Linked DNA regions of Homo sapiens: region 1 is linked to region 2. The links are chromatin loops, found by intact Hi-C in ENCODE. Cell type or tissue: heart left ventricle. All regions are shown on one strand. Links, peaks and the distances in the headings refer to the core of each region. The heading gives the core; the rest is flanking DNA. Region 1 overlaps PAM (peptidylglycine alpha-amidating monooxygenase). Region 2 overlaps PAM (peptidylglycine alpha-amidating monooxygenase).

Region 1 (16,014 bases), core at 5,179-9,178, 60 kb before region 2:
TGTGTGTATGTATAATATATACATATATATATACATTTATTTATTTATTTATTTTGAGATGGAGTCTTACTCTGTCACCCAGGCTGCAGTGCAGTGGTGTGATGGCTCAGTGCAACCTCTGCCTCCCGGGTTCAAACGATTTTCCTGCCTCAGTCTCTCTAGTAGCTGGGATTACAGGCACACACCACGACAGCTGGCTAATTTTTGTATTTTTAGTAGAGACAGGGTTTCACCATGTTGGCCAGGCTGGTCTTGAACTCCTGACCTCAGGTGATCTGCCTGCTTCGGCCTCCTGAGATTACAGGCGTGAGCCACTGTGCCCAGGAAAGACACATAATATATTCTAAAATGATTTCTATCCAAGATGTTTTAACATTATAGTACTTAAAGGGTTAAAACCTTAGCATTCTGGAAAATTTGGCTATTGAAAACAATCATCCTCTGAGTGTTCTAACTAGAGCTTTATGATCTGATTTTACTAATATAATCCCCAAAGTTTGGAGATGAAACTTCTTAGAGCTTACATAAAGGAGAGTTGAAAATAGGATCTCCAGGCTGTATTCACTTAATTTAGAATGTAAATATTAAACACCCACTCTAAGGAAAGCAAAACTTTTGGCTATACTTCCAGGAACATACTAAATGTACAAAATGCAGGTGTACATACAGGGCTGTGAGAAAGGCATGGAAACAAGCCGAGAGAGACAGAGAGAGAGAGAGAGAGAGAGAGAGTGTGTTGTTTGTTGTTAATAATATCTGCTAGTTTTCCCATATGCGCCAAGAGCTTAATGACAGTAAGTGGATTATAGTTTGGAAGTCTTGACAATCCAAAGACAATCAGGGCAATACATTTGGGAAGAGACCCTGACCTTCATTCTAAGAATATCAGTTCCAACTTCAATAGGTGAGTTCACAGGATCTTCAATTTGAGAAATGAGTTATTGTTGGAGACTAGTAAGCTAATGCCAGAAATTCTAAAAATGAGAGGAGAGCTTTCTTAAGATTCCCCTAGGCCAAAACATCGAGAAGAAATGTGGCAGCATTCAGCAACAATCTCAGGAGAATTTTCACTTCGGAACAAGATTTCGCTGAAAAAACTGGTCAAAAAAAGGGGGAGAGGGAAACCTGGAGGAATCCCCAATTCTCACTATTCTAATTTCCTTAAGGGCAGGAAGTTGGTCTTGCAGTTTATCTTTGTACAGCTGAACTATGAATAACAAAAACTGCTGTGGAGAACACGAAACACAGCTTAACTAGGAAACTTCTACTGGCAACGTGACACACTCAAAACAGTTCTGTGTCTAAAAATAATGAGAAACTACAACATCTTTGAAAAGTAACCACGTCCTTTTCATATTATGTGTAACTAGACAAAATATTGTATTTAGGGAAATTTATCCTTTCATGAGGACTATAATGATAATAGCTAACATTTATTGACTACTTAACCAGGTACCTTTATTTATATAAAGGTATGGTACCTTTATGATACCACTATGATACCATTTTACAGATGAGGAGAGCAAAGAGAGGTTTAGAAACTCAGCGAGGGTAACAAAACTAGGATGTGCCATTACCAGTCTGCCTGGACTTAGAGTTTGGTCACCAAACCTGGTACCATACATACTATCACCTACGTGGGACATTCATTTCTAATTAGAGTACATCCTATTTCCTATGGAATATTAAGTTTTAGAAAATTTAAAAGTCTATACATTTTTTAAAAAGTCATTCTGGCCTTCCTAAGCTGCAATCCTAGCTCACTCTGGCCACCTACAGCCCCATACTTTCTTCATAAGGCTAGTAGCTTTTCCATGTACTCAAGCCCAAGACTGAGCGGCATTAGGAAATGAAAATCCAGTCAGGTTACAGCTTGACTGAAGAGCATTCTGAGTGCTTTAGGAATCAAGTCCTAGCAAGGATCTTTATGGCTTGCTCCCCACCTTTGACCTCTCTTCTAATTTCTTGCCACTTTTCCCTATGCATTTCACATTCCAGCAACGTCAGATGACCCAAAGTTCTTTGTGTCTAAGATGCTGTTTCACTCCCGTGTCTCTGCATCTACTTTTACCTTTGTCTGGAACCTGTCTTCCCTCCTGCTCTGGCCTGGGAGCTCCTGATCACCCTTCCATACCCTGCTCTGGGTCCAACTTCTGGAAAGCCTTTCCCAGACTTCATACCTCTCCACTTTCAGGTATACTTGTACGCTCCTGTCTCTCTGCAGACTTCAGATCCAGTATGCATTATTATTATTGCCTATAAACACACTCCTTTTGTGCTTGTCTCACCTACTAGAATACAATAAACTCCTACAGGCAGGAAGACTAGTATACCCAGCACTAGTATAGGCTTGACACTATGGTTGATATGGCATTTAATACAATTGATTGTTTTTGAAGGATTATTTTACAGCTTCACATTCTGTGTAATTTCCAAAACACCAAACAAACAAACAAAAAAACAAAGTAAAGCAAACATTTTATGTAATCCCATAGAACTCACTCTAAAATCACAGCCAATCTTTTCATACTAAGGAAGATCACAGTCTAAAACAGGGATGGTCCAATCTTTTGGCTTTCCTGGGCCACATTGGAAGAAGAATTGTCTTGGGCCACACATAAAATACACTAACACTAATAACAGCTGATGAGCTAAAAGAAAAAAAAAAAAGAATCGCAAAAAACATCTCATAATGTTTTAAGAAAGTTTATGAATTTGTGTTGGGCCGCATTCAAAGCTGTCCTGTGGCCTGCAGCTTGGACAAGCTTGATCTAAAACATGCCCAGGTATGGCTTCAGGTTATACTCTCTCAGATACTCTACCACATTCCCACAACTTTTAGAAGATGTTTTGCCTTCATTTCTGGTGCTTTATTAAAGAAAGATCCTAAGTTTCTCAATTGTCTAAAACATTCCCTGTGTGGAAAAATGCTCATACCCTTAAGCCAAACATTTCCCCACTTTTCAGTAGAATATAATAATTTCCTAGTAGTGTTACTCTGCTTCAGATTTACAATTTATATACTTTAAAATATCACCAATAGTTTTAAAACCACGAAATAAAATCTTCCCTGACAATGGCACCAAAAGCAGTGCTGTGATTATATATGTATGTGTATAATTGTGTGTTTGTTTATATATATAATATGTACATAACATAAATATTTAATGCATTTTTTATAATTAGAAGATAAAATGATACAATTATTTTCCACTTCTAGGTGCATCTGGAGATAAGTATGAGATCACAATACAGAAGCTGCTGAAAGCAGAATACATTCCTATAGTAAATCAGGCATATAGAGATTCATATTCTTTTTTTGGCATGAGGTGTGAGTGGGAGTGCAGTACACTAACTGGAAGGTATTGAAGGAGTTAACAAAATGCTTCTATTTGTGGAATTTAAACATGTAATTATAAAGGCAATGTTATAACATTTTAAAGGAAAAAAAAATCACCCAATCCTACCTTTCTTATTCATCAACCATTTCCTTTTTTTCTTGGGCTTGACAATCCTGGTAAGCATACATGAATTTTATATAGTCTGTATTTGATCTTATTGTTGGCTATTTTTGTTGTTATACCATTTATTTAACCAATGTCCTAGTGAGGGCCATTTGAGAACTTTCCAGTTTTTCATGTGCATGAATAACTGGGTAGATAGAGTAGCATTTTTAAGAAAAAAAATCTTTCTTTAGGACAAAAGCCTAGAACAAGACTTTAATACTATATATTAAACATACATGAAATGGTAAAAATGCTTTCCAAAACATCATACTAAATTTATAAAGCCTCCTAAAGCACATCAGATTCATCCAAATGCTGGACAATTTAATATCCACCACTTCCCAATTAATAAATATAAAACGATATCTCATTGTTTTAGTGAGATTTGATATTTTCCCATGTTTTTACTTACTACTCTAAATAAAGCTTTAGGGACCTGATAGTATCTACTGAATGAATTACATGAGTGAAATTTTTGCTTACATTTTAATAATATTACAATAAGTTATATGAATTATAGCACTAGTAATCTTTCTACCCCATATATCTTTTAGAAAAACTTGTTTTTAAGAGAAAATAAAAAACTACTATTGAAAAGTTAAAATTTCTTATCTGTCTCTTACAGCAAAGAATAATTATATGTTTACATATTAAAATATCAGTACTTTTACTATCCCTAGATTAAACATAAATTATAAAACAAAATTAACTCCTTATAAGAAATTATTACAGTAACATATTTTTAAAAACAAGCATATATCATGTGTTTTCTCTGGAGTATCAATGCAGTATCTGTTAGGGGTCCTTACAACGCTGAGGGGAATTAGATTGAAAAGTGAAGTACAGGGTTTTATAGAGGGTAGAGATTAGGGTTTGCGGGAACCTGCGCCAGTATGATGAGCTACTTTAGTTGTGGTGATCTGGAAAGGTCTGCTTGCCTTTTTTGAGGAAATTAAAGCTTTGTCAATACTTTGGAAGTCAGCAGTCTCACAATCTGTCTGTTCTACTGAAACCAGCATGGTCAATTTTTAGAGCAGATAATCTCTGTCTTTGTTCCCCAAACACAAATATTATTTATTTCTTTGTTTTCAGCAAAACCTTCTCTCAGCACTATAGAGAGTTAACAGTTTAAGATTATGTTCTATTCCAAAAAATGAAAAGTTATTTGTGTATAACTCAAAGCATATTTTTAATCTAAAAATAAATTTTATTTCTAAGTTAGGTTCATAGGCTGGTCCATTTATATATATATTAATTTATATATATTTATTAGTGTATTAATAAATATATTAATTGATAATATATTTGATTATAGTACATTTTCAATGACATAAAATCATTCTTTCAACACCCTTTTCCAGAGGGAGACTGCATTTACTGTCCTCGTTCTGAATGCTGGCAATCTATGGTCCTTTCTACCCCATGGGGCTCTCTTAGCAAAGGTCCTAAAGGGTATTTCATAGGCAGAGATGGACATCTACTTCCAAACTTAGTTGCTGGAGAGATAGCTAATGTATTTGGAAAGGGAAACATATCAGGTTACTTAGAAATATACTGTCAAATTAGAGAATTCAGGAGAATATATATAAGTCAGCAAGACATAGTAGAAAAGCAAACAAGACAAGGAGAAATCTTAATATTTACACCTGTGAACACAAGAGTGTGAACCCGAATGCAGTTGGAGTTTGACTAAATGCAGCAGCAGGAGTAACAAGCATTGATCTTGGTTGCCTTGGGAACAGGGCCCCTTCCTCATGCTAACGATCTATAGTAAGGAAAGGGGCATTTAAATAAAGTGCATAGCGATCACTGGTAGAGCAACAGGTGTCTAGGGGAGTGTTCAGCATTATCTAAAGGGTGGCTGGGGTCTGTGCCTTACAGCAGTGGACAATGGATGAGTTCATGAAGTGCCACGTATGGATAGATAAGGAATCGACATGAGCCTGAGTGTTTGAGAACCCCTTTGGTATTGCAGAACCTATAGACTCTCGGTGGCTTGCTCAGAGCAACATAAATATAAACAACCAGTACCTTCCTATGCTTTCCAACAGTGTTGCTTGGAATGATCCGCACTCCTAATAAGAGCAAGAGCAGGCTGATAAAACAATACACTAGAAGGCAAGAGAGCTCTATAAAGTCAGCATAAAAGAAAACACAGTAGGATGCACAGGTGCATAACAGAAATGACTTCTAAAATAAAAGTCATTCCTTCAACAGTTCCAAATTAAAGGAAACAAAAGCTGTTATCCCCTAGTGGGCAGAGGGTGTGGGCAATTCTTTTTAAGATGTAGATAATAGTTTGTGCATGTATTTTAAACAATATAGTACTAGAAGTTTTGCTTAGTTCCAACACTTCAAAACTTACCTCTAAAAGCACTAATATCCCCATAGTGTACCTGTAGTACAAAGTATTTACTTCCAGTCTCTCCTCCAACTCTGAATCCAACACCTAAAGATTTACAAAAAAGTTAATATATTAGAAATGAGCATCTAAAATGGAGTTAATCTCAAATTGCTGTTCTATGAACTCCAAAGGGAAATAACATATAACATATAAAATTATATTATATGAAAACAGAAATATACCATTGACTGATAATTTCTAATATAATCTGTCATTATAATCTCCTCAAAACTATGATGAAATTCTACTCATAGTTCCCACTTCAGAACCAGAGTAATCACTTACACTTTAAGAGGACAATTCACTCATTTTGAAAGAAACAGAGCAAAACAAAATTCTGTCTCTATTGATTATTTAAAAGACATACATTAGCCGGGCGCGGTGGCGGGCGCCTGTAGTCCCAGCTACTCGGGAGGCTGAGGCAGGAGAATGGCGTGAACCCGGGAAGCGGAGCTTGCAGTGAGCCGAGATTGCGCCACTGCAGTCCGCAGTCCGGCCTGGGCGACAGAGCGAGACTCCGTCTCAAAAAAAAAAAAGACATACATAAACCCATTCTCCCATTTTGTTTTGTATATATTCATATTTATTTTATTTTGTGATTGAATATAGGAAATAGACCTCTTAGGAGCATTTAAGTGGCATTACTTTTCTTCTGCTGTGAAAAGAGGTATCTACAAAAATGTCATTGAGGAAACCAGTTACCAACTAGATTACTGAAGTCCATTATCTCAGTGATTTTTTGGAATCTGAATATTCTTATTAGTCTTACTGTTAATAAAGCTTGCTAGTGAGCTTTAAAAAATCTAGAGAGAAAATATTTACAGGCAGAAGTATACTTTTTTTTTTTTTTAAACAAATCTCCTCTACCAATGTATGTCAACAAATCTATGACAGACCTCCCTGTTAGTTTCAAACTTGTTTGGTTGCAGCTGCCTCATATGGAGAGAATTCTGAGGCTCATTTGAAGTGCAAGAAATCAGACATCATTTAATGATGCTGGCAATGAGTAAGGGAGGAAAGAGAGGTGCATGTGTATCACGAGATCATCCATGAACCACGACAGACCTATTCTGTAACAGACCCACACACACCCTTTAAGAAATATCCAGGTAATAAATGAGAGTCTGGTAGTACACTCACACATTGAAAGCTATGTACAATTTAGAGGTGCAGTCAGAAAGCCAGCTGAGGTCTTGGCATCACATTAGATACCTAGGTTCCAGGACTGTAAAAAATTCTTTGCTGAAACAGCAGTTTATTTAATTCCTAGCTCTCTTGGCTCATGAAATGTGTCTGCTGTCAAGAACCAATGTGCCTTAGGTCAAAGGTGGCTTGAGGTATCCTTGGTTATTTTCTAATTTTATCTAAACTGTTGTGTGGGCAAACTACTTACCAAAGAGAGGCAGAAAAAGAGTAACTACCTAAATGAAACCTTTTCAATACAAAAGAGGTAATGCAAGTACTTTCACTGTGAAGCAGCAATACAGAACACTGTCAACACTGGTTAGAAAGGACTATAATGAAAAGTACTTTGGAAACAGAAATTAAGCAGCTGAACATAAGACCACCCAAGAGGCTCTGACATACCTTTGGGGAGCCGGGTAGGGGGAGCATTTCTCGCCCAGGCATACAGAATATTGGCTTTATCTGTACAGGTTCCTTCATCACAAAACCTGAAGAAAATAAAAAGTAGTATAAATGAAGATTTAAATAGTGAAATGCATAAATTGCTCCCCATGGTGGGAGGTGATGGGGGAAGGTATTTGAAACCAAAGTACATCAATATATCATCATTGCATGATATTAGCTTTAAGATCCGAATAAAGACTGGAGCAAAGAACTATTACTGTGTGAAAAAAAGCACATAAAAGAGGAAACTTTTTTTTTTTTTGCCTGATATGAAACAATCCTGTGAGGGAGATATATAATTTTTACTTTGATATGTTCATACATGGAATGTACTCTATGTAATCAGGTAGAAAAGCAAGCATTACATAGACGGTCTGTATAAACCAAAGCTAATGCAGCAGAAATCTGGACTAAAAAAAGTGTCATACACATTTCCCCTTTGGCGATCACTGTTGTCAACAAATCTGGCCAAAGCAACAAACAGTGCCTACAGTGCCTACCATCAGTGGGGTGAGCAATACAAGTGTGTCCCTTTTAAGAGTTTTTTTGTTTTTTTTTTTTTTTTTTGAGACGGAGTTTCACTCTTGTTGCCCAGGCTGGAGTGCAATGGCGCGATCTTGACTCACTGCAACCTCCGCCTCCTGGGTTCAAGCGATTCTCCTGCCTCAGCCTCCTGAGTAGCTGGGATTACAGGTGCCCACCACCATGCCCGGCTAATTTTTTGTATTTTTAGTAGAGAAGGGATTTCACCATGTTGGCCAGGCTAGTCTTGAACTCCTGATCTCAGATGATCCACCTGCCTCAGCCTCCCAAAGTGCTGGGATTACAGGTGTGAGCTACTGCGCCCAGCCTCTCTTAAGAGTTCTTGATCTTATACATGCATGACATTTTGAGTTTATGAATACTGGAATGCATTAATAAGTTGTATCATATTATGCAAGTTACTTAATTTTTTTTAAGTTACTGAATCTTACCAAGCCTTAGTTTTCTCTCACGGAAAACAGGGATAAGTACACTTACATCACAGAGTTATTCTGTAAATCAAATGAGACTTTATAAACTTCAAAGTACTATTCCAGGGCAATGCATTATTTAACAAAACATTCACTTTATCTGAAGATTCACTGTTGACAGAGAGTGTTGCAGGGTGAAAAGAGCACCCAGGCAGAAAGACAGATCTGGAGTTCAATTTTAGAACCACCCCTTAGCAGCTCTGTATCTTGGGCGTGTTTATAAGCCCTCAAAGGCCCAGTTCCTATATGGAAACCTCTGTGATAGGGCTGTTGTGGTGATGTGCATAAGGCACTCAGTGCGGTAACTCAGATATTTGGTAGATCCACATTAATAGATGGTAGTATGTCTGACTCCAAGCCACCATTTTTTTCCCATTACAATATATCTCAGCTTTTTCTATTATTGAATTGGATTTAATCCAAACATTGTTAGGCTACATTTTATGTTGATTTGTGTATTTGTGTTTTGAAAACTGGGACCAAAAAAGGTGAGTCAGGTGTGTAGGCAGATCTGAAAAGCTTGAAGACTATAAAGGACAAGGACAAATACAGCTTCTTGGGACGGAGGTTGGCTCACACAGAAAAAAATGTACACTGCCCCTGACCTGGATGGGAAGCAAAGGCAGACTGTGATAGATTCCTAAATAGGTTAGAAACTGAAGCCAGAAACACAGAAAACACCCACGTTGCACATATGAAAACCACTGGTAAGAAGTTGCTTCAGACTCAGAGGCAGGGACTCTTACCGTATTTTCTGCTTCTAGCCAGAAATGAGGTTGGAGGATAGGCAATGAGTGCAGACAACTGTATTATCTGTCTGAATTAAGGGGTGAGGGACCCAGAACCAGGAAGTCTTGATAAGGTTATACTTAGCAAAGTGATCTTGCTTCTATAAATCAGGCTGTAGAAAGAGATTGTGTAATGTGTAATATAAAAGACATCAACTAGTGGTTTCTTCCTGTTCACTGTCAAATACAATATACTTATGATGACTGATCATTACCATGTGAGAATTGTACGTTGGAAGAAATGTCTGTGACATCCTTGTGCCAAGTGTGCTAAAAGGCTCAGGATGTTGGATGATGCCCAAAAGCAAAATTTTCCTTCCTGGCCTCAGCTATAATAGTTAAAGAAATGATATTGTCAAATGTGTTGAACTTTGTATATCACTGCTGTTAGCTACTAAAATTTAAAGATTTGGGTGGCAATTTTCATAGCTTTCAACAAAGATCATAAACATTACAAATGCCTATAACCAATGTGATGACAGTCTTAGGTTAAACAAGATAACTGTTTCCTCTGATATGCAAGTTGATTTTCAATGGATGACTAGAAAGAACCAGATTGAAATATAACAGAGAAAACTGGCTTAGTAACTTTTTCTAAGTTATACATTTGATTATGTCATTTGTTGGCTCAAAATCGTTCAAATGCTTCCCAAAAATAAAATCAAAATAAAATCCAAACCTTGTAGCATAACACGTAAGACCTTTCATGATCTAGACATTGTCTCCAGACAACACCCCCTTTTTTAATCCTGCCAAGTTGCTTCCAGTTTCCAATCTTCCTTATTTCCATTGCTCTCTTTGCCTGAAATATCCCATCCCAGCTGTCTGCCTGAAAAACTTTTATTCACTTTCTCCTTCAAGATTCAGTTCAAGCCTTCCTCCTCAGGAAAGTGTTCTCCGACCCCCATCCACCTTCCATTCCTTAACTATAGCACTCCTCATCCTAAGTGTCAGCTTACTTCTCTCTCTCCACCCAGACTGTGAGGACTTCGAGTACAAGTATGTAGGATAATATCTTCATGCTGAAGTCCCGGCATGAAACAAATGTTTGGTGAAACTTACCTCTCGGTGAGTTTTTAACTTTCCATGTACAGAGACTTAAAGAGCTGAATTAGCTTAAATTGTATTGCACTCTCAACTTCATGTTATAATATTTTATTGAAAAAAATTAGATTAAAAATTTAAAATATAAACACCAATAAATTTGAATTATTGTTTGCCTAGTTTTTTGAACAAATCAGCTCATATAAGAACACTGCCAGCAAGTTGTAATTTAAAGTTGAATAAGCTCAGAGAGTTTAAGTAACTTCCAAAGGTCAAACAGCTAAACCATGACTTAAAGCTCTGGCTGTCACAGTCCCTTCTATCTCAATTCTTGACACTGATTTATGGGCAGAGAATGATATTATGTGGAGATAAGCTTTGATTATTACTGTCATCCTTGAACTAAGTTGCAATTTGTGCATGCAATTCTAAAATCAAATTTGAGATAAAACAAGTTGTTTGTGACATATTCACAAAGAGACAATGATTTTATATTTTATTCTCTTATCAGGTCTGGTAAATAAGAGCTTCCAAGCAAACATTGGTTTAATTTTTAAAACCCTGTTTTACAATAAAAAATATATTAAACTCAAGACTGAGTAAAGAATGACTCACTGGAGGACACTGGGGCATTGGAACTAATCCTAAAACTCAATGGGAGGACTAAGAGGAAAAACAAAAGGGCGAGAGAACTGAGTTCTATAACTGATAACATATCAGAGTGGTAAATATTTCCATTTCCCATTTTAAATGAAAATGGCATCATATTTTCTCCATGTAAAATGACCAAAAAGAGAAAGATGGTATAGTATATTTTGGCTTCCCAAAAAAAAGGACCTATGGAAGTAGAGGGGATTTTTACTATTCTTACTAGTAAAGAGAGCCTTAAGGCTGGGAAGCAATGTAACTCTTGATCAATGGCTGTTGTAATTTCAGGCCTCATCAACCAGGTTTCTTTTTCTTATCATTCTAGCAGCTTCTCCTATAAGGCTCCTCCAGACTAAGTCGATTAAATTGTGGAAGGGTTCACATAGCTCCCTTGTGGTTTCTTAGTATTCATAGTAAAAATGATGAGAATTAACATTTGAAAATAAAACTAGTCTGGATTCTTGGACCTTTCCTATAGAACCTTTTTCACGTCTAATCCACGGGGAAACCATTCAGATGGCATGAATATTTTCTGACTGTGCCAAGCACTGAAAATGGTAGCTTGTCATTTCGAATTATCCAAATACAGCATGACTGACTGTTAAAGTACTCTCTGGTTGTATCTGTTAAAGGCTATTTAAAATCCAAGGTTACTCAGGGAATATCAGAACTGATAACTCGTTTCTTCTTTTGGCTAAAAAAAAAAAAAATTGTCATGCCCTCAAGTTAAGTCTGTATAGCCTTAAATTCCAATTTTAATGCATTACATATCTAACAGAACCACAACCAGGAAAACTGATCTAAAGTTAGAAAGTTTTTTAAAGAAACACAACACAAAATCAATAGCATGAGGGGATGGTCCTTACCTTTCAAAATGCATTCAGTATGAGTCAGATATTCAAATACTATTACCTGTTCTATAAACCCATAGAATATTTTCCCAAATTCAGACAATCCTATGTGAACTTCAATGCAATGGACAGACATTAATATAGTAATTAGAATGATACATAATGAAAAAGCAAATTAGAATGGTGATTAAGAAATATCAGCCTGATAAATAGCATCACAGAAACTACCCACTGTTCCTTTGCTCCAATAAGGTTAGACAGGCAGTAAGTCCATAAAAGCAGAGTGTGTGTCTGTTTTATTCATACCAAATTCTCCATGCCCAACAAAGTGCTTGGCACATAGTGAATGATTAATATATACTTTATCAATAAATGAATAAAAATAATAGCTATCCCTTCTACATGCCAGACACTACACCAAACACATTACTTATATTACCTCATCTACCCTTCATGATGGCCCAATCAAGCTGCCAAGATTAGTAGCCCAATTTTACAGATGAGAAAACAGACCAATACAGGTTACATCATTTAACCAATGTTTATTACCACTACCAAGTAGCAGAGCTGAGATTTGAAACCAAGATGTTCCGATTTCACAGTTCTGGATCTGTGCTAAATACAACGCTGCATTATAATATTGCTACTGTATTTAACATAAAGTACTAGTCTTGTGAGGAAAAATGCATTTGTTTCTGTTGAAACAGTCAAAAGGGTTCCAACTGTAACATTCTATTTTATTAAAGTTGACACTAGTCTACAAAGAATTGGGCAATTTCTAAGGAACTCCTATTAACACCTTTAATCCAAGTACCTTAATATTATTAGCCAAGGAACATACTCACCAAATTGGTGACTGGAAGTTAGAATCAGAGACCAACTGTGTTTTAAAAATTGATCCGTTATACTATCCCAATATGCGATATGATAGGAATCTATTACAATATTAAAGTGGAAAAAGGGAATGGATGCTATTAATTTTAGCCTATCAGTAATTTATGTCTAAACATTGCTACTGCACTCAATGACACATTTTACAGTGCTTAAAACAAGAGACAGTGTAGATTTGGGAGATTCTGTTATTTTTATTTATACTGACAAGGATGTTACATATATTTAACTTTAGAAGTTTCCTACGGCAGAAAAAACAAAGAGAGGATTGCAGAAGACACACTGAATCCTGCTGTATATAGTGTATGGATGACAGGGGCCAGGATGTGGAACAGGAGCATAAAGACAGCATATGCAAATACTGTTCTCAACCAAAGAATCATTATCACTGGGAGGGAGGCAACAAAGCTGTGGGCTTATTTGGAAAACAACATCACCTTTAAAAAACAGTCATTTAAATAAGTACCCAAGCAGAGTATCTCTCATACAGGCATATATATATATATAATGTTTTATCTCCTTTTTCTTCTCATCAGCAGCTGTAACCCTGTGGAGATAGTGGCATTTAAAAAGACACAGCAGGTGGTTAATAAATAGAAGCAGTTGAAAGGGATTTAAGCTAAAGCTTCATAAGATGGTAAAGCACTACTGCTTTAGCTTGAGAATGATTCCCAGTTAGAACAGCTGGAAATAGCCTCATTTAACCAGCTTGGATTTTTTTTCATCAAAAAACATCAAACAACCTGTAGAAGCCATCTTTGGTTTGTTAAGATTAGTTGGTCCTAAGTGTCATTAGAAATAGCTTTAAAATCAAATATTAATAGGAAGAACTAAAAATAATTTTAGCTATGTATAGAAGATCACACCAAAGTATAACACTGGATACATAAGAAGCCCACTCGTTTTAATCATCCAATATTTTAAACACAAAATCTTGGGGTTTGCAATCCTAAATTGCTTTAAACCCTATGTCCTGTGCTCAGCAGAATAAAAAATGCACAAGCCTACAATCTCATATTTAAAAAAGAGAGCACTCCAGAATTACCCCAAATGCCAACACAATTTGTATAAACAAAATATTATGATTTTCAAAGCCTGAAACTCTAAGTAGCTAATCACTTATCATTTAAAAAATTGATTAAGAGTAAAAACAGAATGAAGTAATTCATAGAATAGATGAATACAATATTTAAATTTCCAAGATATCCTCAAAATTTACTATTTAAGTAAATTTAAATTTACTTACTTTAAATTAAACTGGGTAATTTAAATATAAAAATTTACTTAAATAGTAAATTTAAGCACCTTCATTTCATTTCATTACTGACTCTAACAACTTCAAAAGAGCATCTGCTCACTTAGAGCTTAGTTTAGGCTCATATTCAGCTAATAAATCTAGGGAACTTAGAATTGTCATGCTTTGAATTAAGTCTATAGAGCACAAATAGAGTGCAACAAATCATGCCATTGATATGCTTGCTCTAATCTTGGTGCTATTATTTTCTTTTGGTCCCTAGATAGGGTTAATTGTTTTCCTCCTCCAAACGCCTGGGAAGAAGGCATTGGGGTTACATCTGACAGGTACTGTCACTTTCTTTACATGGGTCAGCAGAGCTGCTTCTTTTCCATCAGCTGGTCCTTATTTGCAACCTCTAGAGGTATGTTAATTTGGAATTGAGCACTAGGCCCACTCTAACTATAAAGGGACCACCCTACAGTATATTAAAAGGTTCAAATCAACGTATGCAATTTAAATGCACATGCATATAATTAACTAGACACATTGCCAATGTGAGCTGCTAATTTGGAATGAGTCACAAAAGGCTAGAATGTGTGCAGAGGAAAAAAACTTTAAAATTAAAATCACTATATAATGAAAACTGCTTCATGCTGTGTCTACTATTTTTATATAAACTTAATATAACTGTAAATATATTTTAATGAACAGTAGAAAGAGGCAATTACAAAGAGCAAAGGAGGGCAGCACAACAGTGAAACATCATCAGAATAGCTATTTGCGTTAATATTAAAAATGCTTCCTGAAGATAGAAGATGAATTATAACTTCATAATTTCAGGGGAAACATGTTTTCTATATTAAAGACACCTATTTGCCAACCTGCTCGCAATGAAAATGGAACACTGAAGTGTAAACAGGAGGAAATCCTAGCTAACAAACAGAAAAGAGGAAATCCAAGTTTGACATTTTGATGTTAAAATAGCTTTTTCTTCTTTCCTTAAAACAGCTTTGTATTTCCTTATAAGTTTCCCTAGAGTGTGAATGACTTCTGGTTATTTTTAAGCATCAAAACTGTTATAGGTATCATCCCCAAAATATATGTGAAAGTTTAGGAGTCTTCATTTAAGTGCTGTCTATGTCTTAGAATAATTGAAGAATAGATTTGCAACTATAAAATGAGTGTGATCAATTCCATGACTCAAAAAATTTTAGAAAAATAATGCAAGACGTTTGACACTGATAGATTTTTGTTGTGAGTACTATAATTCAGATGACAGGATAAGATGTTAAACAGCTGGAAAATATCCACTGACTATCTTCAGGGCTGAGCCTGTGAGGCACTGGGGGTGGGGAGTGAAAGATGTTTCTGTGAAGCAACTGAAAGTTCTGGCTGTGAAATATCCTGTGAGCTCTAATTCTTTAAAGTATAGATTTTGCCAAATATTGGAAGATAAATAATGTATACCATATTTAAATAAGAATATAAGGCCTGTGGCTGGGTGTGGTGGCTCATACCTATAATCCCAGCACTTTGGGAGGCCAAGGTGGGTGAATCACTTGAGGTCAGGGGGCTCGAGACCAGCCTGGCCAACATGGCAAAACCCCATCTCTACTAAAAATACAAAAATTAGTTGGGCATGGTGGCACGCGCCTGTAGTCCCAACTACTGAGGAGGCTGAGGCAGGAGAATTGCTTGAACCCAGGAGGTGGAGGTTGCAGTGAGCTGAGATCGCACCACTGCACTAGAACCTGGGTGACTGAGTGAGACTCAGTCAAAAAAAAAAGAATATAAAATAAATATATGATATATAATATATATCATATATTATATACAAATATACATATAAATATGTATTATAATCTTTATATATATATAAAGGAATATATATATATATATATAAAAAGGCCTGATTGTGGAAGTCAGAATCATTAGAACAGTTTTACTTAATGTATGTCTTCTAGTTCACATATTGAAAAGATCCTACTTTTAAATGTTAGACT
Region 2 (16,014 bases), core at 4,879-8,878:
AATGATGTTATGATTATGGTTTGATATTTTAAAACTGATTCCTTACAGGAGTGCAGAAAGAAAAGCCCATGAAAGCTGGGTTCTTTTTACAGATTATACATGTATTGTGGAGGCAAGGGAATCTCTTCCTCATGTTAGAAAATGAAGAAGTTAAAGTACGTTACTTAACGTTTTCTAATGACTGTTAATTTGAGAAAACAGCAAAGTGAAACACAGTGGGAAGATTTTGAGAACATTTTGTAGGAGTATTTTGTTCATTCTGGTTTCATTTCAACGACAACATTCTTTCATCAATATTTTAAAATAAGTAATAACTTAAGATTCTAATTTCAGGTTTTTCAACCTGTTGCTCTGGGGTATCTGCTGTGATTCTTAAACTCAGAATTGTTCTGATTCCTGGCAATAGATATATGTGCTTAGATACACAGGGATAGGCTGCTTTCTGATTTCAATGCATGATCTGAAGAGTCCTTTAAAAGACAAATGCTGAATGAGACAAGAATTTGCAAGAGGTTCAGAAAGGGTAAGATGTATTTCTTCACAGTTCTCAAATCATCACTGCCAAAATAAGGGAGGAAAATGATTACACTAATGACAGCCTAAAACATCTTCATTGAAAGAAATTCAATTAATATAAGGCTTTAAGAAATTAGGCTCAAGGAAGATATTTAATTTGGTAAAATCATTTAGTTTTTGCAAATTTGTTTGCACTTGTAAGTTCTTAAGCTAAGAACACAGAGGACCTAAGTTGAGCAAATAGCAAATAAATAGAATGCTACATAAACCTAGGATTTGAAAGTACTTACATTAGATAAAAGTGTTTTTTAAATAAGGTCAATGTATAAAGTCCTTAGGAAAGTAGACACTGAAAAAAAATCAAGGCTTATTTCAAATATACATATATATATATAATATATATAAATGTATTATATATAATATATATATTTTATATATATATAAAATAAAAGGTTTCAAACCGATGAGAGTTCTTTTAATAACTTCTCCTCCAAGCAATATAAAGATGTATAAGAATTTCTGAGAAAAGCATATCTATTCTCAGTGTTCCTTTTATTCTCTTATGATAGGTCCATTTTTAATGAAAACAACTACTTATGAATACTTAAGGACACTGAAAGATTTACTTCTTTGAGTACTTTATCCAGGTTTCTCTTGCCTAGGTTTGTACTTTCTATTTTCTTCATTTGGTTCACTTTCATCTCCTTCACAATTATTGCAATGTCTTAGCTTCTCCATGAAGCCATTGCTGAAAGCCTAAGGGTTAGCAATTTCTTTCTAGTGTCAAGGTGCATTCACATTTCCCTGAACACAAGTAATAATAATATTAGTATACATTTTCTGAGTTCTTATCATGTGCAAGGCAACTGAACATTATGTCACTCAGTCTTCAGAACAACCTTGGTAGTGTGGGATAATAAACTATTATTATCCTTTCTACAGAAGAAGGAACAGGACTAGCCAGTTAAGAAACAAATTTGAGTTGAGACTGCAAGAGCTGAGGCCAGATGCTGTCAGCCCAGCCCCAATGCATCTGTTTAACCCCTGGATTTGAGTTAGATTTAGGCAATAAACATTATGGAAAACCATTGTAATTATACCTTTATTTATTTTGAAATCCAACACCAAAGGGATAGTTAACATGTCAAATTGATATCACCATACTATGACCATGAACTGGCAGTTTATCAAATTCTTTTGTTTTTTGATATGAGAGTTGGTGACAGCAAAAGTCCAGTGGGTCCTGGGTGAGAAAGGGAATCAAATAAGAAAGAAACAGTGCTAAAAGAGGAGTCTCAAGATATCACCACTTCATGGCTCTGCTGGATTTGAAGCCAGTGCCATGGAACACCAGATCCTGACTTTATCTCTATGATAGGCTATTTAAAACCTGCCTACTCTTCTCTCTAATCTTCCCAAAGGCTGGAAAAACACCTATTAACAGAGATTAAACACTGATTATCCATTTCTAAAAAAGGATGGAAACTATTTTCAAATTTTTTAAGTCAGAGAAGAGACAGAATAAGCTTACTTTGATTATAAAATTGATATTGCAACAGATAATAAACCACTTTTCCCAGACTCACTGGATCTAGTTTAATGGGAGAAATTTTTAATTGCCACTTTAAAGTCCTGTGGTATGGCAGAATGGCAACTCAGAGGCCTGACATGACTGGATATCCTTGATAAGACACTAATCTAGGCTTGTATTCCATCTGTAAAATTAGTTAGTTGCACTATCTGTATTATGTCTAAGGTTCTTTCCACCTCTGTTCTACATCTGCTTGTTTCTCTATCTAAGCCTACCTAACAATCTCAAGTTTTCCAAAGAAAGGATACACATAAGATGTATTGATATAGCTTTCATTATTGCCAAAACTTAAGATGTACTTTATTTTAAAAAAATCTTGTGGAATGAATACATTTCTTTAATCAACATGATGTCTCTCAATTCCCAACTCAAGTTCTTCTCTGTTCCTTCTTTAAATTTTGTTGCTCTTCTTGATTGTCTGCGATCAAAAAAAAAAAAATCCTCTGCCATTTAACTCAATGTCTTTCCTTGTTTTTACATTTTCCTTCAACCTCTATTCTTTTATGATTTTTAGATGTTCTTTCTTCATAGTCTAGTTATTCCTGATTTTTTTCCTTTTATTTTTGTTCTTGATCATTCCATTTTCTTGGACCTTTTTTTCATTTTGTTTTTCGGTCAACTCTTCTTATTTCCCTTCTACCTTTTGTTTCTTCCCTCTAATACGTTTTCATTATTCTGTCTTGCTTTTTTTCACCTCCTTTCCTCTTAAGGACTTGTGTAAAACTTTGGTTTTATCTTCATTTTAAGAAAATAATACTTTCTTCAAAAGTACTTACGGCATCAGAGCTCTTGGTCTTCCTCACTAGAACACCAAATTCAGAAGGAAAGAGGTTCTGAAGGTTCTGTATCCACCTCTTCCTGGGCATATTCAATGGATAGTCTACCATTTCTCATAAAAGTTTACAAAGTATAAGATCTGTATGTCAGCTGAACCAAGTTACATACTCATGGCACATGGTCAACAGAGAGTGATGGGAAAAAAATGGAAGAAATATTCAACAAGCAGTTCTGAGCTGTCAGGCAGAGCAACTGAATCATTTACCCAGTAGTTTCAGTTGCAAGTAAGACAAAACCCAACTCAACTTTATTCAAACCAGAAAGGCTAACATAACTGAACACTGCATAAGTAGTGACGTCACCAAGCACTACATTCTTTCAATCTCTCTGCATTGCCCTCTATGGTGTTAGTTTTATTATAGGCATGGCTCCCTCATGAATTCAGCAGACCCTAGCAAGACAAGCCTACTGCTCACATGCAACAGAAAAATACATTCTCAGCAAAAGTCCTAAGATTTGAATGGTCTAAATCACACACTTTCTTTTGAACCAATCATTGCGGAAAGGGAGGCGGGATACAGTCAATTATCAATCACGGTCCATGTGTTCCATCTCTGGAGTCTGGGTAGGAAGCTCTTGGGAATCACATAGTCTCAGAGAAGGAGCAAGGAGGCAACCAGCTATTTGCTGGAAAGGCAACCAGCAAATATGCACTGCATGAGGCCAAGGTGAATACAGATAGTGCAAAATAAAAAGCAATTATTTAAACAATGTATGTTCTTTCCCCATGGAGTTATTTTGATAATTATAGGATTATAAAAATGAACACATTTTACTTTATGAAAATGGAGCTCCTCCATGACTTTTTATAATCAATTCCTCTAAGATCTCTTTCTGAGATTACTGACCCCATCACAGTTGCCCATTATTATTGTTAAGTAATTTAAATGTTATTACTCTTAAATAATGAGAAGAAAGAATAACAATAATAATGAACCAAACAAAAGACTATTTGATAAAATAATGATATTCTTGTGGGGAAAGAGTGCTTGAAAACCCAATTAGTGGATATTTTAAAAAAAATACATTCAGTTCAAGCAAATACAGGGGGGAAACCCAGTTTTAAAAGTGAGAAAAGAGGCACACTTCATAAGTGAGCAACTGTTGTTCTTCTCTCCTAGTCTCAATCTCATTACACTTTTTGCGGTTAAATACTAAATAAAAAGCTTATGAAATTAAAAGCTAGCACAGTAACAACTGAATGCATGGAAAGTCATCTGCATGGTCATTTGGGGATGAGGAGGAAGTGAAAGTCATTTTTACAGTGGTAGTTAGTTATAGACAATCATACACAGGTCTTCAAATAAATGAATGCCAATTCTTAGTCCCAAAAAAAGGCCCATGTGTATTCTCTAAAGCTTCTGGATGTCAATTGCAAAGGGAATTCTGCCTAATAAGTAGAATACGAATACTTTATTTTCCTAGTACTGAAAATAAAATAAAAAAGAAAAGAAAAATAGAATGTTATCTGCAACAATGAGTCATCAGCCACTGCAGCTCTACAATATCCAGGTCTTTCCCTGTCTCTGCAGCCCTTCAAAAGGAGAGGACTATCTTTTAATGACACACATAAATCCCTGCACTGCCTGGCTGCAAAGCATAATTAATTCTGGCCTTTTTATGCTTAATGAAACACCTTGCACACATGACAGCAGTGGGTTTGAGCTTCTTGCGTGTACCTAAAAGAGGGAAAGCCCTAGCAGCAACCTAGTTCTACACAAAATGCTCTATAAGTCACATTTATATGAGCTTTGCCATTATTTCAAAATACATCTCTTACAACGAGCAAGTCAGGTTAAAGAAAACTCACAATCAGCCACCTGTATGAACAGTTTTCTTAACTTTTAAAAGAGTGGAATGTTTTGTTTTTCAAATTCTTAGCAGTAAACACGTTTTTATTTCTTGACTTGTGGTTGCAATAAAAGGATATTTAAACAAACTAGCTTAAATGCAGCTGCTCAATATCATTTTCCTTTATTAGAATAATTTTTCATATTTTAATGCGTACTTGCATGCTGCATTACAGAGGCTATTACTCCACAGAGAATCTCAAAATGTAAATTTTCGACATTCCATTTCAAACCACAAATGATAATATAAGTAAAATTTTAAAAACAAAATTTAAGTGAAAGATTCACCTTGAAAGACTTAACCCTCTTTAAAATATTCAATTATTCTAGCCTTAGCTGGAGTCTTGAAAGCAAATGCCTACGTTTAAAGAAGTTCCTACAGCTGTAAATGCAGTTTCCTTACTTTAATTATAGATTGTATCCAGAACAAGTGAATAATGAAAGACAAAATTCCTCTCACCTGTTTAGGTGTAACCCCAGGCATGCGAATATCCAATGCAAAATCTGATGAATCAATAGGAACTACGGGTCTGGTGGTACCAAGACATTCATTGGAAAATGGTCTGGTAGTTTCTTTAAACCTTAAAAAAGAGGGCAATTTCAATATTCTTGAACATAATGGAATCTAAACTCAACATGAGAAGGGGAAAGAAAGGAATTCTATGACCTTAAAGATGATTGATTTAAACCCAATGAAAACTCTAAAGATGTGATGACTACACAATGTTCGTAAACATACTCAGATTTTCATTTTATAGTCCAATAACAATATATACCTAATTTGTAAATAAAATATAACCAATGCAATCAACCAGGCTACATTTAAAACTCCATTCAATAAAAACTTGTTTTTATTGAAAATTTATAAAAAATTATGTCATATAAAAATATGTCAAAACATATATCTGTTTCAAGTTAATGAAGATATAGTATTAATACATTACAAATTATCACAGGCATGCCAATTTTCTAATGGCAGAAATATTAACCATGACCCAGTAAAAATTTCTGTAACTATTTTCAGTGTCCAGAATTACTAGCTAGAAACAAGAAAGCCAACCATAATCTTGCTAGGAGGCAGAGCTGTTAGGAGGAAGAAATAAAAGACTGCGATGTGAATTACAAATGTACAAGTACATAAATATTTAATAAAGTAATTATGAGGCGTTTGTATACAGCTCAGTGTTTCCTTGTGAGCTATTACAGTCTATGATCTGCTTCTCCTCGACACTGATGTATCCTTATATTTTATTCTTCGAGCTGTTATAAACAAGCAGGCATTCAAAACTAAGCGAATATATTGTAGTTCCTGAAATACCTCCCCCAGAGGGAGTGATTAGTTTTGGAAATCACAACTTCTAATTGGAGTTTTGAAAGCCAGAACTGCTTGGCTACAATGCAGTGGGCTTTTTCTGCACGGGGGACTTCACAAGAAGTTACTGTGGTAAAATTCCAAGTCATTCCAGCAAAGAACATCAACCCCGTCTATTTTGCCAACACTCAGGTTCATAAAAGTGATTACATTTCTCAACAGCATGCACAGAAAGCACCCGAACAACGAACACCCACCTCTTAAAGACAGAAAGTGGGCTTCGGAAAGCCAAACAGCTGCTTGGAAAAACAAGGAGAACTAGCAGGCTAGGGACGCGGCCAGCCATGTCCACGCCGATACGACCCCGCCGGGAGAGGACCGGGCAGCGCAGCGCGGGGCTGGGGCTGGCGGTTGGGCAGCGGCGCCGCCAGCAGCCGCTACTTCATGGCCCGGGCACGGCGGGCGTCCTGCGGCGGCCACACACCATCCGCCAGCGAGAGCAGCGAGCTGGCCGCGGCGAGGCGTCTCGGTCACGAGCGGCGGGCAAAAAGCCGTGGGCAGGCGGGACTTTTGTCCGGCCCGCAGGCGGAAGCTTTCCTCCCTCCAGCGCCGCTCGCGTGCCCTGGCGCTGGGGCTAGACGCGCGGGTGCCTTATGACTCCGGAATGACAGGGGCTGTGAGGGGTATCACCCAAACCCGCGTCAGTCATCATTCAGAACCTGCAAAAATAGAAGCAGATAATGGATGACTAACACGTTACAGCATTTGTCCTCAGCAAATCCCAGCTGAGGTTCTTTAATACATTAGTAGTTTCACAAGGTTGCGCCCAAGCCTGGGGAAAATGCTGGTCTGTTGAGCTCCCTCCCCCACAGCCAGCCCCCAAGATTTCAGGAACCCCCACGGCGCAGCCCCTGTAGAGCCGGTGTTCTGTCTTTGCTTGCTCTTCCTCCCTTGGACCCACTCCTGTTTTCTTTTCCTACTTCTTCCCCCCTTTATCCCTCACAGCCACCCCAGTCTGAATTTCTCTTTACTTCCTCTATCACTCCTTTCTCTCACCAAAAATGCTCTAAATACCTCTCTGCTGAATGTAAACATCACACAAATGACCGGCTAAGGCGCAAGGAAAAAAACAAAACAAAAAACGAAGAGAGGCAAAGACAAAGCACTGGATACCACAGTAATCAGATAGAAAAAGACTTTTGAGAACAAAGGCATGCTTATATACATGCATCACAGAGCTACAGATCCAAGAGGAATGATATCTCCTACCAAGAGCTCCCAAGGATCATCACAGAATTGCCCAAGTTCTCAGAATTATTTTAAAACAAACAAAAACTCTACAGCTAACATGATACACAAGATGTAAATGCCCATTTAAAAATCCTGCATCTCATAAGCAAAATAATAATTTTGTACTCATAAGGCATGCCTTCCAAAAGATATCCTTTCCTAAGTTTGGAGTTTTACAACATAATTAGAAAGAGTAGGGAGAATCTTAGCTGCCCCCCAAATGAATTTTATCTTCAAAGGTTATGATCAAGAACGTCACATTAATACAAATGAGAGGCCATGAAGAACTAATGTTACAGCTCAACGTTTTATAAGAGGACTCAACTAGGTTAAACTTGAAAATATTCATATTTTGACTGAATATATTTAAAACTATGTTATCAAACCTGCAAATTTTAGTCTGAAGGCATAAATTAAAACTGTATAATTCACAATATAAAAATACTGTACTTCCAAAGAAAGAGATTAAAGTTTTATTTTAGTCAGTAACTATAAACATCGTTCCAAGAATCTCAAATGAATTTGATGGGAAGATGTGTAACAGTAAAAAGAAAAAATAAGGAAAAATCATATCGGAATGTTTCACAGTAATACATCAGCCTCTGGAAATCACAAGATAGTGAAGCTAATCTAAAACAAAACAAAACAAAAACCTAGAACCAAAACAAATAAAAAAGCACTAACCTTAAATGAAGTGAGATTCTTCATGATAAGTGCTTTCTAGATACCATATACCAAATATAAATAAAACCTGACTTAACATCCAACCAAATCAAGGATGCTTGAGGCTCACCAGCAGTCAAGGGTCAGCTAATTTACATAAGCAATGACATTTTTAAAAGACTGACAATATTTGTTTGAACTTTCTCTTTGGCTTGCTGTTTGGGCTTTCAGAAACAAAAACCTTCAGCTTTATCCTTATCCTGTGGGTAAAGGAAAGAACTCCTTCTGGAGGAAGAGAAACAATTGGCAGGAAGGCTATGCTATTGCCTTTGCTAGCAACAAAGTATAATCCTATCAAATGACAATACTTCACATTCCCTGAAGTTCTTTAAAAAAAAAAAAAATATATATATATATATATATATGAAGAAGGGATTATATTTTAATATTTTATTCAGAACAGGATTCAAGGACAGTCCCTCTTCCAGTTGGCAAGGAGATTTGGTATTACACAAACACTTGAAAACAAATTAAGTATTAAAATTCTCTAACAGGAACACACCCTTAAGTACTAGCCTTTGAAAAAAATATTCCACTTATCTCTTTGATTTTATTACCTTTGATGTCCCTAAACCACCCACTTAAAGAAAAGGGAATTAAAGTTGTGGGTAGAAGCAAAGTTGGTATTTGTAGCCATGAATAGAACAAAAGGTCTTATAAAAATGAAAGCTAATTATGCTTCTTGTTTCTGGATGACTTGTAAGCTAAAGACAAAATACAAATCATCAGATCAAAAAAAAAACATGTCCACCTATTTTATTTTTTTTATAATTCTGGATAATGTAGAACATATAATAATCAAATTTTATTAGTATTCTTATTTAAGATTTAAAAATTTTAAATATATTTCAGATATTTCATTGAGATAATTCCTTCACTCATCCAAAAAAAAAAAAACCCTTAGTTTCAATACTTTATACAAAAGATTATAATACATACTGGAGTTTTATAAAATGAATAAAACTAAAAAAGAATATAGTCTATTAAGGGAGATGAGAACTCTACACAGTAACATAAGGTATATTTAGAATGTAGTATTCTATATGAGTACTATAAAAAGAGACTCAGAATTTTGAAGAAGGAAAGAATCCTCAAAAGGAGGGCAAGAAAAAAGAAGAGTAAAAGCAGTATTCAGTGGAAGGGGTGGCTACTGAGCAAGCCTTGGAGGACAGTTAGAGTTTCCACTGTGGGAGGTGGACAATCAGCATTACAGGTACAGGGAAATGGCAGGAGCAAAGGAGCCCAGGTGGGGAACAGAGTATGTTCATAAAGTAATAAAATTTCTGCCTCCTAGACTCAAGCTGCAGGCCCAGATTTACTATTTTATTTGTAATACAAAGCAAATGTTCTGTTTACATATCCATAAAATCTTCAGGTAAGAATGATTTATAACCTATACCTGTATGGATATTAATTCCAGGAGGAGTATTAGTAGGTAGTTAAGTACAGCCTAGTCCAGAAGACCATAAAACTAATTTGGCTCTTACAAAGTAGGCAGTCCATTCCCTCTAATTTTCATTTTTTTTTAAAAAAAAAAAAGATAGCTGGCATTTGTTACTGGTCAAAGAGCCAAATAAATATATTAACCAATTTGACCATTCAGTCGTGTATTCATTTATAAGAGACCCTGTACAGCATAGTGGATACCTGTAAACTGAAGGAAAACTGCCTGATTCCTGGGTCCACTATTTATTAGCTGTGTGAAACTAGACAAGTACCTAACCTCTCTAGCTTCAGTTTCTTCATCTGCAAAATGGATGTAATCATATTACCTACCTCGTAGGGCTGTTGCCAGCAAAAACTAAATTAATACCCTTAGAACAGTGCTAGACACATAATAAATATTCCCTATTATTGTTGTTGCAACAAATATATATTGAATGCCTGAGACTCTGAATGCTGGGGACGGTGATAATCAAGACAGATAACGTTCCCACTCTTATAGAAATTACTTTCTGGGGGAGAGAAACAAATAAAAATGACTACCAAACTGTAAATTTCATTTTCTTGTAAGGGGATTTTATGCAGTTTCCTTGAATGACTTACGATTAAACTGATGAAAGGGCACATATCCATTCACATAGCAATTTGACTTCTGAGGATTAATTCTTAGGCAAAAACTGAACAAGGCACAACTATGTTTATAAAAATGTTTACTAGTATTGTTCGTAATAACAAAGACCCGGATGTTTATAATGGCAAAGAACTGAAAGCAATTTAAACGTCCTTCAATAGGAGATTTGTGGAAAAAAAAACTTATAGTTACAAAAACCAGAATGCTATGCACCCCTTTAAAAAAAAAAAAGACAATATGTGTCTATTTTTAAAGCCACAGGCAATTTTTTTTTTTTTTTTTTTTGAGACAGGGTCTTACTTTGTCACCCAGGCTGGAGTGCAGTGGCGCAATTTTGGCTCACTCCAACCTCTGCCTCCCAGACTCAAGCAGTCCTCCTGTCTCAGCCTCCCGAGTAGCCGGGACTACAGACATACACCACCATGTCCTGCTAATATTTGTATTTTTTGTAGAGACAAGTTTTTGCCAAGTTTCCCAGGCTGGTCTCGAACTCCTGAGCTCAAGTGATCTGCCTGTCTCAGCCTCCTGAAGTGCTGAGATTACAGGCATGAGCCATCATGCCTGGCCTCCAAAGGCATATTTTATAACATATTTTTGGCATAACTTAAAAAATTTTTAAAGAACCTGAAACTTATAGAAATGCTGCAAGTATAGTACAAATAACTTTTTTCCGTAATCATTTTAGAGTTACTGACCTGATGCTCCATCATCCCTAAACACTTTAGTATAACTTCCTAAAAACAAATATGTTCTACTACATAACCTCAATAAAATCATCAAAATAACAAAATTCACATGGATACATTACTAACATCTAATCCTCAGGTTCCAAACTTTGCCCACTGTCCCAATAATGTCTTTTATTAGTAAAATAATCCAGTTCAGAATCAGGTGTTCCAAAGAGAGCTGTCATATCTCCAGTCTGCTTCACTCCAGACAGTTTCTCAGTCTGTCTTCAGCTTCTATGACCTTGACTCTATGGAAGATTACAGGCTAGCTATTTTGCAGAATGCCTCTCAATCAGTGTTTGTTTTATGTTTCATTAGGACCAGATTCAGGTTATGTATCTTTGGCAGGAGTATGACAGAAATGATGGTGTGTTCTTCTCACTATATCTGTGTTAATTGTCCATTGCTGCATATCTAATTATCCCAAAACATAGTAGGTGAAAACAATAAGCATTATCTTGCAAAGTTTCTGTGTATCAGGAAAAGCTTAGCTGCGAGGTTCTCTTATGAGGTTGTAGTTTAGATGTGAACCAGAACTGCAGTCATCTGAAGGCTTGACTGGAGCTGGAAGATTTGCTTGCAAGACAGCTTGCTCACATGGCTGGGAAGTTAGTGCTGGTTGTTGGCAAAAAAACATGTCCTCAATATGTGGCTTCTCTCTCGGGCTACTTGAGTGTCTTCACAACATGGCAGCTGGCTTCCCCCAGAGTGAGCAGTCTTTTATTATGTAGCATCAGAAGCCACATACCATCATTTCTCTAACATCCTGCTGGCTATACAGGTCAGCCCCACCCACTGAAGGAGAAGACCACCCAGGGCATGAATAGCTAGGTGGGGAGGACCATCTGCTTGGAAGCTGGCTACCATAGCATTTTATTAAGTGGCTATGATTGTGACTTGTCTCATTACTGACAATATTAACTTTGACCATTTGATTAAATTGATGTCTTCCAGCTGTTTCCACCATACTGTTACTATTTTTTTCCCCTTTATAATTAATATGTTTTGGTGAAGCGGTTATTTTATTATTTTTTTTTTTGAGACAGGGTCTCACGCTCTGTTGCCCAGGCTGGAGTACAGTGGCATGATCTTAGCTCACTGCAACCCCTACCTCCTGGGCTCAGGTGATCATCCTACCTCAGCCTCCCAAATAGCTGGGACCACAGGTATGCACCACTACACCTGGCTAATTTGTTTTGTATTTTTTGTAGAGACAGAGTTTCACCACGTTTCCCAGGCTGGTCTCAAACTCCTGGACACAAGCTATTCCCCCACCTCGCCCTTCCAAAGTGCTAGCCTTTGACATATTCCTATCATCCTTTGAACATTTCCTTGCTTTCTGCCCCTTCTCCCACCTGGGCTCAAAGCCCTGCACAAGACCTTCCTCTTTGTGTACTTTATCTCACTTGCCCTTTGTGAACACCTTATACCAGGCTGCACACACATGGATGCCCTCCTCACCTTGTCTGGGCTCTGATGCTCCATGCCAGGTCACCAACCCCATCACACGGATGCCTCCTTACCTAATATGGGCTCCAATGCCCCATGCCAGGCCACCCTTCCTCAATTTCTACCCTGCTTTGCCCTAGATAGTTGCTTTAGGACTGAACCGGTCAGGAAGAAAAAAGACATCAATTTTTGAACAGCAAATTATAGAACAGCATACATATAGAGAGTCGTGTGTCACTTAAAAATGGGGTTATGTCCTGAAAAATGCATTGTTATGTTAGGCCATTTCATCCTTGTGTGAACATCATTGGCTGTACTTACATAAACCTAGATGGTATAGCCTATGACACACCAAGGCTCTATACGGTCTACTGCTCCTAGGCTACAAACCTGTACAGCATGTTACTATAGTGAATACTGGAAACAACTCAAACATAATGCTAAGTATCTGTGTATCTAAACATAGAAAAGGTACAGTAAAAATACTGTATATAAGATAAGAAATGGTACATTTGTATACGGCACTTATAAATGGAGCTTCAGGACTGGAAGTAGCTCTGGTTGAGTGAGTGAGTGGTGAGTGAGAGGCCTAGGACATTACTGTACACTACTATAGACTTTATAACACTGTACAGGAGATTTTATGCAGTTTCCTGTAAGCTATACTAAATTTATTTTAAAAATATTCTTCAATAATAAATTAATCTTAGTGCAGTGTAGCTTTTTACTTCATAAACTTTTAAAAATTGTTTAACTTTTTAACTCCTTTGCAATAACATTTAGCTTAAAAAACAAATGCATTGTACAAGTATATAAAATATTTTCTTTCTGTATATCTTTATTCTATAAGCTTTTTTTAAAAAAAAACCTTATTAAACTTTTTAAGCTTTTTTGTTAAAAGTGAAGACACACACACACACACACACACACACACACACACACTAGCCTGGGCCTATACAAGATCAGCATGATCAATATCAGTTTTTCACCTCCACATCTTGTCCCACCAGAAGGTCTTCTGGGCAATAACACATGGAACAGTCATCTCCTATGATAGCAATGCCTTTTGAAATGCCTCCTGAAAAACCTGCCTGAGGCTGTTTTACAGTTAACATTTTTTTTGTAAGTAGAAGGAGTGCACTCTAAAATAAAGACAAAATAGTATTGTAAATGCATAAACCAATAACACAGTCGTTTATTATCTTTATCAAGTATTACGTACTATACACAATCATATGTGCCAGACTTTTATGTGACTGGTAGGGCAGTAGGTTTGTTAACATCAGCATCACCACAAACACATGAGTAATGCATTGACATTATGATGACTACGATGTTACTAGGTGATAGGAATTGTTCAGCTCTATTATAATCTTATGGGACCACCATCACATATGTGTCGTGACACTGAGTAAAGCATCATTATGAGGCATGTGACTGTATTTAAAAGTCTGAAGTAATATAACTTAAACTGTTGCATTTCCAGAGATTTTCTATGGAGATGGTTGGGGAAAAGGTGGAGTTCATTGTCTTATTTATATGCTTTTGTAGTCTTTTAATTTTCACTGGCTTGTATTACTTTTGTAACTAGAAGAAAACAGGAATATATGCATTTTAAAATATTTTATTAAATATGGTTCGACAGATTTCAATTTACATGTTAACTGCTATCTGAAAGTTAGGTAATGTTTTGATAAAAGAAAAATTCTTCCTCTGCTTAGCAAGAACATTACAAACTAAATGTTATGGTGGCTATATAGCTGTAATGCAGAGCTTCTTAAGTTCAGCACTATCAACATTTTGGGCTGAACCATTCTTTGTTGTAGGGGCTGTCCTGTGTATTACAGGGTGTTCAGCGGCACCCTTGGCCTCCACCCACTAGATGCCAGTAGCATTCCCCTCAGTTATGGCAATCAAAAATGTCTCCAGACATTGCCAAATGTCTTCTGAAGGGTAAAATCACCTGGTTGAGAACCACTGTTGTAATGTGGCTCATTAAGATGAAGCTTAACTTGTAAATCAAATGCAATTCCATTTTCTTTAAGTACATATAATAAGAAATAAATAACTTAAAAAAGTGTTTGCAAAAATGGAACTTCCAAATAATGGGGGAAAATATCCTAAAGAATAATCATAACAACAGTTAACACTTACTGACTCATATGCCAGCACTGATTTTGCGTGTATAATCTTGCTGAATTCTTATGACTTTGAGATATGGGTTATTAATTCTGTTTTATAGATGAGGAATCTAAAGCTCAGAAAAATTAACTTGTTCTGGTTACACAGTGATAGAGCAAGAATTCAAATCCTAGCCTGCTGACTCCAGAATCCATGCTCTTAATCCATACTCTTCAACACAAAACAGACCCTCCATATTTATTGGGGATATTTTCTTCAGGTATAACAAATAGGTAAATCCTTTGAATACCATTTTCTTGCAAAATAATAATAGCTCATGTTTATTGAGCAATTACTATATGCCAGGCATTGTACTAAGCAGTTTATATAAATTAGCTCTTCTGAATCCTCACAGCAACTCTATGAAATTTGTACCATTATCATTCCTATTTTACTGAAGTGGCAACTGGACACAAAGCGAATTGGTAACATGCCCATGGTACCCAGCCAGGACATAAACACAGGCAATCTGACGCCATGGTTGAAGCTCTTAACTACGCACCTAGTCTTTTTTCCATTCATATACTAGGAAACATTCCCTCTTCAACTTTATAAACATTACTCATTTAGCTAATTCAGTAGGTAACAAATCGAAGTCCTATGCCTATGGTTCAAATTGATCCAAAAGAAGATTTGGTTTGGCCTGCATGGGTTTTTTCCCAACTCCTCCCCCATATTTGAGCTCTGAATAAACATTTCAAAATGAAAGATTTCATATAAAACCCAGATTTCCACTCTCTTGAAGAGCCATAAAAATCTGGCATCACTGGACTCACATTTCCACACAGCAACAATTAGCTGAGCCAAGTAGTGACTCCCTTTTTGACGTGGCCAGCAATCCGCAGACTGCCACTGTCCCCACTGCTCCCTATCTGCTCTCAGTCTCTGAGGCTAGGAGTAGCTGTTAAAACTGCTGCTCAGCTCTCAAGTGCAGTTGTTTGTTCATTTGTTTTTTGCCCTTTCTATTTTTTTTATAACTGGCCAGCTTTTCTCATTAACATTACTAGCTGAAACTTTAAAATCATCTGTGTTGTGATCACTGAGGGACACCCTTGCTCTAGGAAGATAAACTTCACCCTAGGTGGAACACAGGGTTTACCACACTTAGGTGTACCAAGTTGCTGTTTTTTGTTGTTGTTGTTGTTGGTTTGTTTTTTAAGGCTCTCTTCATTAGCAAGACCTAGCAAATTGAATGGTATTTTCTGCACACAGATTTGTTTGGGATTCATGTCTTCTAACATGCAGCCAATTTGAAGTATCTTTCCCTTGCAAGTCAAAATTGGCTGGGTACCTATTAGAACATATATGCTGAAAAAAAATCTCAGGGGTACCATTCAGCATATGATTCTACTGCAATAAGAACTTGCCAAAAGTAAAAAATTTTATTTTATTTTATTTTTTGTTTCCATGATCAGTAACAGACGCCCTTTAAATATGTCCATTAGTCATCAAATCGCTCAGCC

What was found. A loop is a pair of places that touch in the nucleus more often than their neighbours do. Peaks named below come from ENCODE experiments on the same cell type or tissue, not always from the same donor. Only the 100,000 strongest peaks of a DNase experiment are listed, where the experiment ranks them.
Region 1: it touches region 2 in a loop (2.4-fold over the local background); 11 of 110 quality-filtered maps call a loop at or near these places.

What each region holds. Positions count from the first base shown.
Region 1 is chr5:102,916,526-102,932,539 of GRCh38, reverse strand. It overlaps PAM (peptidylglycine alpha-amidating monooxygenase), which reads right to left. Exons shown (of 26, transcript NM_001177306.2): 6 at 7,498-7,583; 7 at 5,872-5,955. Among named protein-coding and RNA genes, the nearest start is that of PAM, 170 kb to the right of the region's middle. In heart left ventricle, for the core only: no CTCF peak of the experiment used is centred there; no DNase peak of the experiment used is centred there.
Region 2 is chr5:102,856,634-102,872,647 of GRCh38, reverse strand. It overlaps PAM (peptidylglycine alpha-amidating monooxygenase), which reads right to left. Exons shown (of 26, transcript NM_001177306.2): 2 at 6,364-6,825; 3 at 5,255-5,375. The coding sequence starts at 6,452. Among named protein-coding and RNA genes, the nearest start is that of PAM, 110 kb to the right of the region's middle. RefSeq lists a silencer at 6,403-6,532. In heart left ventricle, for the core only: no CTCF peak of the experiment used is centred there; a DNase peak (open chromatin) is centred at 6,647; H3K4me3 peaks cover 2,684 bases; H3K27ac peaks cover 3,948 bases.